2 separate regions of the Homo sapiens genome follow, and region 1 is linked to region 2. Evidence: read pairs that join two places in POLR2A ChIA-PET (ENCODE). Cell type or tissue: PC-9. All regions are shown on one strand.

Region 1 (5,000 bases), 120 kb after region 2:
GCAACAGAGTATTAAAAAAGAAAAAGAAAAAGAAAAAAAAAGCATATTAATTAGAATAGGGATATAGGATCTCACTTTTTTTTGTCTCTCTCCAGGATTACAGAGATAAAGCATTTATGCATATACAGAACCACGGGATTTTAGAAGTTGTCCATCAGTTCCTCTGGTTGTTTTGGTACAATAAAAAAGTGCTTTTTTTAGAGATAGAATCTCTGTTGCCTGGGCTGAAGTGCAGTGGCCTGATCATAGCTCACTGTAACCTTGAACTCCTGGACTCAAGCCATCTTCCCGCTTTGGCTTCCTGAGTAGCATGCGTGCTGCCACACTTGGCTAATTTTCTTTTCTTTTTTAAATTTTTTTGTAGAGGTGAGGTCTTGCTATGTTGCCCAGGCTGCCTTAGCTTCAAGCGATCCTTCTGCCTTGGCCTCCCGAAGTACTGGGATTACAAGCATGAGCCACTGTACCTGGCCAGGCAGTTCTTTAACATAAACAACGTGTGCTGTGGGTCTGGATTTTTTTTATGCTAACATTCTGTAAGCTCTCAGTTTTTAAGTTTTGCAAAATGTAGAACATATATGATACAACCTACTCTAGATACACAGCCTCTAGTGTAGGCTGCCTCCTTTTATTATGGGTTTCTATCAAATAATTTCCAGTTTGAGATTTGAGATGTGACCAAAGATAAAATGTCTCCTTATAATGTTAGAAGTGGTTTGGCTTCAGCTGTATTATTGAGTCAGGAATTTGGACCTTTAGGAGCAGGTAAACAATGAGAGCAGAAACTACCCTTGAATTTATGTTTGTCTGAGGACCATTGGGAAATATTTCTTGGAGAGTGGGGAAGACAAATTCCTTTGACCTCCAGAAGAATTGATTGTCCTCAGTGTGATGAGAAAATCAGGGAGAGAGTGACTGAAGACAGCTCAGCTGTTCATGCCAAAGGGACTGACGGTCCAGATTCATGGTGGAACCAGGTGGCCGTGTTCTGGCTGGAGAACAGCAGTGGGAAGAGGACAATGCTCACGAGAGGGACAATGCTGTCTCGGTTTCTGCCTGACTTTTGGTTGCTACTGTGTTCTGTGGAACAAATATTTTATATCATGTTGCATTACCATCTAAGGTTGACAAGTTAACTAGAACCTTTAATTTCTTACGCATTGAACCTTTAATTATCTTAGCTCCATTAATTTTACTTACATATACCACTTGTACTGCCAGTAACTCCTTGTAGATAACCACTCTTGTGACCTCTATTACCATAGGATAATTGTGCCTGTTTTGGGCTTCATGTAAATTGAGTCATATAGTGTGTACTTTTGTGTCTGGTCTTTTGCTCAATGTTTTGTCTGCAATGTTCATCCATTTGTTGCATGTACTAGTGCTTCATTCCTTTTTAGTGTGGGATGGTATTCCATTTTATGGTTATATCATGATTTGTTCATACATTTACCTGTGGATGGACATTTGTTTTTTTTCCAGTTGGGACTATCATGGATAAAGCTGCTATGAACTAAGTGTATAAGTACTCATTTCTATCGGGTATATGCTCAGGAGTGGATCATTGGGTCATAAGACATATGTTCAGCTTTAGTAAAAATTAAGTTTTCCAAGTGTTCATTCTTCTCTGGATTTGGTATATGAGACTTCCAGAAGAAAAAAAGATAACTCTGTAAAAGAGTATGCTACATCTTGTGTTTCTGAATACAGGGCTCCCACAGTAAACTTGGTTTGCCTGTTGGACTTCCAGTTGGGGAGTTTGGTAATCTGATATCTTAAGAGATCTAGTAAGACAGTTATAGTATCAAGGGGCATTTTTTACTTAGTGTGAGATCCAGAGGTGTGGGCCTTGCCTGCACTGAAGAATTTCAAACCTGGGAAGAAAATTGGAGGTTTACTTAAACTAAAGGGACAGATTCTTGTCATGTTCGGAAGTTGGAATTGGCAAGCTTTATACTGGAGAATTAAAAACTCAAAACAAACAAAAAACCAAACCTATGATTCAGGAATAGCATTATAATGATTTAGAGGAAAGGTGGGGAGGAGGAAAATGAGCAATTTGTTATGTGTATGACTCACTGGTGCTGTGTCTGCGAGTATTACATTTGGGTGCAGAATTTCTGAGACAATTGGTTTACTGGCTTTCTTAGTAGAGAATAAAAGAGTGTCACCTAGACAGTGAGCATTTCATTTCAACCTTTGCATCTAGAATATATTTTAAATAAAATGCAGAATACTATGGGAATTGTACAGTTGTACAATTGCTTTATGTACCTGAGTGGGAAGTAGCTTTGTTTTCATTCATTAATTAAAAAGTAAAAACCTTCAGATTGAACAGTGTAGATACAATGCAGCACAGCATTGATGTGTTTGAAGCCATGTTCTTTTTTCCCCTGTAAGATTGTTGCTTAGGTGTGTTGAACCCAGCAACTCCTGTTTATGACAGGCAGCTTCGGAATCATTACCTTATATGATAACCTCATACAGTTATTATTTTTTTGAAATGGAGTCTCACTCTGTTGCCCAGGCTGAAATGCAGTGGCACGATCTTGCCTCCCTTCAACCTCCGTCTCCCTGGTTCAAGCAATTCTCCTGCGTCAGCCTCCTAAGTAGCTGGGATTACAGGTGTGTGCCACCACACCTGGCTAATTTTTGTATTTTTAGTAGAGACGGGTTTTACTGTGTTGGCCAGACTGGTCTCGAACTCCTGGTCAGTTATCCACCTGCCTCGGCCTCCCAAAGTGCTGGGATTCTATAGGTGTGAGCCACTGCGCCTGGCCCTCATACAGTTATTAAGAGGATTATGTGAATTTATACATGTGCTTGGCTAAGAGGAAGCATTTGTGTTAGCCATAATTATTGTTTTTACTGAACTCCTTATGATCCATTCATCCAAAAATAGTTTGGAACAGGTATTCTGTGCCACACCTCAAGGGTGGGGTGTGCCCTGGACTTGCTCTGTATGACAGTAACAGGAATAGCCCCCATGGCCTAAAGCATTGATGTGAGCTGTGGTTTTTGCTCACCCATCAACTAGCTTCTCTGCTTTGACTTTGAGGAGAAAGGGTTAATTTTTCAGTGGTCCCAAGGCATTAGAAGAATTGCTTTGGATTCGAATATCAAGACATTCCAAAGGTCTCTTGTGGAAGAAACATAGTTTGGTGTTATATATTTGGGAAAACATCTTTCTATTTGAGAAAACAAGCAGATTGTTATTATTACAGCAGTGGATAAAAGGTGTGACAGGCAAATCATTGGTAAAATAGACTAAAACGTTGACTGCTGCAGTAGATGTTTTATACTGTATTTGAAAGATAGGAAAGTAGTTAGTCTTGTTAAATAACTGGCCGGGTGTAGCAGCTCACGCCTGTAATGCCAGCACTTTGGGAGGCCAAGGCGGGTGGATTGCTTTAGCCCAAGAGTTGGAGACCAGCCTGGGCAATATGGTGAAACCCCATCTCTACAAAACGTACTAAAATTAGCTGGGCATGGTGGTGTGCCCCAGTAGTCCCAGCTGTCTGGGAAGTTGAAGCAGAAGGATCGCTTGAGCCCAGGAGGCAGAGGTTGCAGTGAGCCATGATTACACCATTGTACTCCGGCCTAGGCAATGGAAAGAGACCCTGTTTTAAAAAAAAAAAAACAAAAACAAAAAACTTTTGTACAAGAGGAATATTTTCACAACAATTGAGTGTTAACTTGCAAAACTTTTAGCTGGGGTAAGTCTCTTGATGGTATAGTAGAAGTGATACTCATGGAAAGGAATAAAGAAAATAAATATTCCTGGCCAGGCGCAGTGGCTCACACCTGTAATCCCAGCACTTTGGGAGGCTGAGGCTGGCGGATCACGAGGTCAGGAGTTGGAGACGATCCTGGCTAACACGGTGAAACCCTGTCTCCACTAAAAATACAAAAAATTAGCTGGACGTGGTGGTGGGCACCTGTAGTCCCAGCTACTCAGGAGGCTGAGGCAGGAGAATGGCGTGAACACGGGAGGCAGAGGTTGCAGTGAGCCGAGATTGCGCCACTACACTCCAGCCTGGGCGACAGAGCGAGACTGCATCTCAAAAAAAAAAAAAAAAACAACAAAAAGAAAATAAATATTCCTGGGAGTTTGGCTATCTTTTAATGTAGTTTTTGTTCTTTATAGTATACTGAATTCTCTGTTTGGCAAAAGGCAGCATGGCAGATTGATCATCACAAGCAAGTTTGAGAATTTCCCTCACAAACTCAAGTTGCATCCACATTAGGTCACTAGGGCGGAAAAGAGATGCAGTCTGTAGATGTTCCAAAGAGAAGGCCCATGGCAGGGTTGGGTGGCATTAGGAGTGGTGGCTGGCTTTACTTTGGTAAACGTGTCCTAGGCCGTATGTGATCCTAGACCTTATCTTACCTCCATGATGACTGAGACCCAGCTGGAAGCTCTGGCTGTACTCAAGGTGAGAGAGGGTGGGGGTTAGCGAGTGATAGTGTGGGTAGATGTTTAAGAGATAAGCCTTTGTTGTTGAAGAGATAGTGGTAGGGTAAGGGAGGGGGCGGAGTGAAGGATAAGGCTGAGGTTTCTGAGTTGGACCACCATTAATCAGTTGTCCCAGCGGTGAGGACCTGGAGGGTCTTGTTTTGAATGTGCTGAGTTTGACGTGCTCGTGAGGGTTTTTTTTTTTTTTTTTTTTTTTTTTTGAGACGGAATCTCACTCTATTGTCCAGGCTGGAGTGCAGTGGCACAGTCTTGGCTCACTGCAGCCTCCGTCTCCCGGGTTCAAGCAATTCTCCTGCCTCAGCCTCCCGAGTATCTGGGGATTACAGGCGCCTGCCACCACGCCTGGCTAATTTTTATATTTTTAGTAGGGATGGGGTTTCGCCATGTTGGCCAGGCTGGTCTCGAATTCCTGACCTCAGGTGATTCGCCCTCCTTGGCCCCCCAAAGTGCTGGGATTACAGGCGTGAGCCACCGTGACCGGCTACTCCTGAGATTTCTAAGTGGAGATGTTTAGGGCAGTGGGACG
Region 2 (5,000 bases):
TAAGACTTTCATTAGCTCAACAGAAATGTAATAATTATCCCTTAAGTATCTCCACTCCCACACCACCTCCACAGTCATGAACCACCTAGTCCCATTCTCAAATGTCCTGGTCCCTCTAATAGAATCCCAATCCTTCATTGTTGTCCCCAACCCTGTGCACCTATACCAGCCATAAATGGTGGAAATTCAACCAGCTCTAAGGGAAGGGAGGAGAAGACCTCCCACCCACTCTACAGGAAAACTTGCCCAGATCTACAGGAACCTCCCCACCCACAATAGGACTGGGCAGCCCAGACTCAGCTAAGAAATGTCAACAGCTGGCACAAATGAATTACAGATTGTTTACAATTCGTGTAACACTGCCCCAAGAATATAGCCAATTGTCAAGACAAAATAAATTTAGTTATTCACATATATTCTATTTGCAAATAAATTTCATATTTGTATCTGTATACAAAGAGTCTACATGTTCGATAAGTCCTTTATGATCCTACCTGAATATGTTGGTAGATGCAATATTTTTGCATCAAATTTAACTGGTGGCTGTTTCATTATCTGTGGTTTAAAAAAAAAGAAAGCTTTTGAGACAATTTTTAAGATGGATATCTGTCTCCTTATATGTCCCTTATGTCAGATAATAAATCAATGAGGACAAAAAAAGAATGTGCAAAATTTGTTACCAAAAAGAATAAGAACAATGACTTTTCGGATTAAAACACACAAATATAGATAATATTTTTTATAATCATTTCAATTGATATCTGTAATAAAATAAAGCTTCATAGAAAACATTCACTCCTATCTTGGCTTACTTTTTAGCTAATTTACCTCTAATTAGAAATTCAGTCATTCAACAAATATCTATTGGGTACCTGCCAAGGTAAGGCTCTATGCCAAGTGCTAATGGGGATACAAAGATATAAAAGACACAATCCTATTTTCAGAGAGCTGACATCCTAGTTGGGAAGATGAGACAAACATTCGATAAACAACAAAATATTTCACAATTCAAAACATGCAGGACATAACTACAGAGAAAACACTGGACAGAAAGAATTTTTTTGTAAATAGTAGTTTAGAGAATACAGCAAGCACTTTAGTTGATATAGTTAGGACTGGGTTTACAGAGAGGTAGAAGGTGGGTTGAGGTCTTGAAGGATGGTTAATGGTTATATCAGAGAAGACACCACTCCAGGAAGCCATAATAGCATGAATTGGAAAGTGCACAATTATTAATCAAGTATTATGCCACTCCAATTACCACATTCTACTGCCCTCCAAAAGGAGGAACAGATAGGGATTATCCTGCCTGACTAACACTATACCAATTTTAATTCCCAGGTTTTGCTAACTATACTACAGACCTATAAGATGTGAACATTAAGAGCAGCTGGGCAAAAGGTATACAGGAACTCTCAATTATTTTTGAAACTTTTCTCTAAGACTAAAAGTAGTTTAAAATTAAAAGTTAAACACAAAAATTTCTACTGATTAAGGCTTCCCAGAAACTATCAAATATGGTTATAAGAGGGAAAAAAAGAAACACAGAATATTGTCTAAAGCAAGCCTGTCCAACCCGTAGCCCATGGGCTGCATGCAGCCCAAGACGGCTTTGAAAGTGGCCCAACACAAATTTGTAAACCTTCTTAAAACATTGTAAGATTTTTTTTTGCAATTTTTTTTGTTTTTTAGTTCATCAGCTATCGTTAGTGTATTTTATGTGTGCCCCAAGACAATTCTTCTTCCAATGTGGCCCAGGGAAGCCAAAAGATTGGACACCCCTGGTAAAGATAACACAAATTGTTCTAGAAAGCCCACGTTGAAAATGCCCCAATGCTCATCAAACTTAGCATAATAAAGTTACTCTGCCAGACATATGAACTCACAAAAAGAAGTAGCTCCATTATGAAAAATAGCTAAATAATCTATATGAAATGCTGTCTATCTAGAAAATAAATAAGAATTCAAGAACCTTCATGGTCTAAACCACAGTAACGTTCCCAATGAGATAAGAAAAAAGAGTCATGAATTAATACAGAAAAAAACATTTATAAATAAGAAAAAGAAGCAGGAAAATTAAAATAGAGAAAAAGTAGTGGAATGTGAGTATGTTGGGGAGCTGGAAGTCAAGACAAAACAGAGGGACTTAGAAATGAATTTGTTTTTTAAAGTAGATACTCATTATCCCCTAGCAATAAAGTATTATATTCCAAAAGACAAGAAGCAAAAAAACTCACACTGGTTTAGAAGTACATTGTGAACTACAACTTCGCAAGCTCCCAGAATGTCTCCCCATCGTCTCCCCTGCAGTCTTAACAACCTGTGAGAGGGTAGGGCTTCTGTGTGATCTGCCTGCCCAGCCCAGCCTGGTAAGCAGTGCCCTCTGACTGCTTGTGCCTTCGAAATACATCAGAGACTAGAATATTTAGAGTGATTCACATTAGTGCATACGGAGAAACAAAAGGACTGAGAGCTAAGGTCTGAGGTCAAGAGGCTGGCAACCCCTCCATGGCATGTGGAAGAAGCAGTAGTGAGAGGCAGCAGAGCTGACTCATTCAAAACAGAGGGGAGAAAACTTAGAACTCCAGTGAAGTGGAAGTGAAGGCAGAGGAAAGGGCTGCAGACAGAGGGGGAGCTGCAAATGCAGACATGCAGCACAAATGACACAGAAGCAGACAAGAGAAACAGGAAAGATTATACAGTAAATAATATTCTGAATGAAAATCTCATGCAGATTTCAGATCTCAGTAAAGTCTACAACTCAGTTGTTAGAGTGTCTTTCTGCACCTTTGGATTGTCGATAATGGGGGTGACAACAAGATCTGAGTCCGTGTAGATAAGCTCTCTCATCTGGGATTCCAGGTCCTGCTGACTCAGGTGTCCACTTGTAATCTGAAATGAGAACAAAAATTAGACTTTGTTTCTGCGACTAATGTAGATCTTTAAAACACTGAACCAGTAAGATGCTGAGGAAGACACCACTGTAAAATATCACCTATATCAATGTACTTCAACTGCTATTCAAGATGGTTGCAGTCTCATTTGATTTTCACAAAAATCCTAAACTGTAGGCACCATCATTCCCATTTTACAGATAAAAATATAAAACTCTGAGAAAGTAACTGAATTGCTCATGTTACCACTAAGTCTGGCTAGGACTAGAAAAAATATCTTTACAATTCAATGTTCTAAACTGTGATGAGGCAAATTGGTTTTTCCATAACAGCATGGCTTCTTTTTTTTTTTTTTTTTTTTTTTTTGAGGCGGAGTCTCGCTCTGTCCCCCAGGCTGGAGTACAGTAGCGTGATCTCGGCTCACTACAAGCTCTGCCTCCCGGGTTCACGCCATTCTCCTGCCTCAGCCTCCCGAGTAGCTGGGACTACAGGCGCCTGCCACTGTGCCTGGCTAATTTTTTTGTATTTTTAGTAGAAACAGGGTTTCACCGTGTTAGCCAGGATGGTCTCAATCTCCTGACCTCATGATCCACCTGCCTCGGCCTCCCAAAGTGCTGGGATTACAGGCGTGAGCCACCACGCCCAGCCTTTTTTTTTTTTTTTTTTTGAGATAGAGTCTCACTCCATCACACAGGCTGGAATGCAGTGGCACAATCTCAGCTCACCGCAACCTCTGCCTCCCGAGTTGAAGCAATTCTCCTGCTTCAGCCTCCCAAGTCGTGGAATTACTGGTGTATGCCACCATGCACTGCTAATTTCTGCATTTTTAGTAGAATCGGGGTTTCACCATGTTGGCCAGGCTGGTCTCGAACTCCTGGTCTCAGGTGATCCACCCAACTTGGCCTCCCAAAGTGCTGGGATTATAGGCGTGAGCCACGCGCCTGACCAACGGCTTTATTTTTCATTCACAGAATGTTAATCAATTTATTTCTGCTTTACAGAACATTCAATGTGAAATTGAAGCTGTAACATAAAAAAAATTTTCAGACTTAAATACAGACATGCTACCTAAGTATTAAACCTCAATTATTTATTAAGCCTAGTTAGAGTTGATACATAATGAAATGAATCAGCAGATATTCACCATCAGTTATTCCTTTGAGATGGTTCTTTGTGCTCTATTTAAACATAATTTGTATTCCTAGTGCTATGCCTCAGTATTTCCCAACAGGGAAAAAAAAAAGAGAGAGAGAATTTATGCTTAAGAACTTTAAAAGAAACAACGGCTAGCAAACTAAATAAAATAGAAAAGTAAATCAGTGAAGTAAGGAATAAGGAAAATAAATTACCCAAAACTGAGTGAGGAAGGGGCATGGATAAAGGAACAGAGGAGTTAGCTAAGAAAGTTCCTGGAAACCCAAGCTGCCCCATGCAACTCAGACAAAAGACAAGAAAACACAAAAAGAGGCCGGGTGCAGTGGCTTAGGCCTGTAATCCCAGCACTTTGGTAGGCCGAGGTGGGCACATCACGAGGTCAGGAGTTCGAGACCAGCCTGACCAACATGGTGAAACACCATCTCTACTAAAAATACAAAAATTAGCCAGGCATGGTGGCAGGCGCCTGTAATCCCAGCTACTTAGGGGGCTGAGGCAGGAGAATCGCTTGAACCTGGGAGGCGGAGGTTGCAGTGAGCCGAGATTGCGCCATCGCACACCAGCCTAGGTGACAAAGCGAGACTCCACCAAAAAAAAAAAAGAAAAAAAAAAAAAAGGCCCACAAAGAATGAAGAGGAAGTTTGTTTAAAACAAGAAAATCTAAGTTTAAGAACATGGACTTTCAATTAAAGAAAAAAAAAGATGGACTTTCATGGTAAAAAGACAGAGGTAAACTCACATTGCCAAAAAAAAGATGGACTTTAAAGGCAAAAAGACAGGGGCAAACTTAACATTGCTGCTTGTTAATTATGTGCTCTTAGGGAAGATAAAAAAAGCTTTGTTTTCTTCATCTATAACAAAGATTAAAACAAACAAGCTTTCAGGTTTGTGAAGAATAAACACAAAGCACTTAAAACAATGCCTGGCACTGCTTGAGAGAAGACAGTGATA

The links. ChIA-PET counts read pairs that join two places held together with the same protein. Peaks named below come from ENCODE experiments on the same cell type or tissue, not always from the same donor. Only the 100,000 strongest peaks of a DNase experiment are listed, where the experiment ranks them.
Region 1: POLR2A ChIA-PET joins it to region 2 with 10 read pairs; 3 of 35 experiments call an interaction of 5 or more read pairs at or near these places.

Annotation. Positions count from the first base shown.
Region 1 is chr3:42,019,098-42,024,097 of GRCh38, forward strand. It overlaps a transcript of TRAK1 not described here. Among named protein-coding and RNA genes, the nearest start is that of ULK4, 59 kb to the left of the region's middle. In PC-9, no CTCF peak of the experiment used is centred here; a DNase peak (open chromatin) is centred at 2,024; H3K4me3 peaks cover 731 bases; H3K27ac peaks cover 2,248 bases.
Region 2 is chr3:41,897,938-41,902,937 of GRCh38, forward strand. ULK4 (unc-51 like kinase 4) reads right to left here. Exons shown (of 37, transcript NM_017886.4): 13 at 2,788-2,892; 14 at 495-555. It also overlaps the pseudogene LOC124900553. Among named protein-coding and RNA genes, the nearest start is that of ULK4, 62 kb to the right of the region's middle. In PC-9, no CTCF peak of the experiment used is centred here; a DNase peak (open chromatin) is centred at 2,484.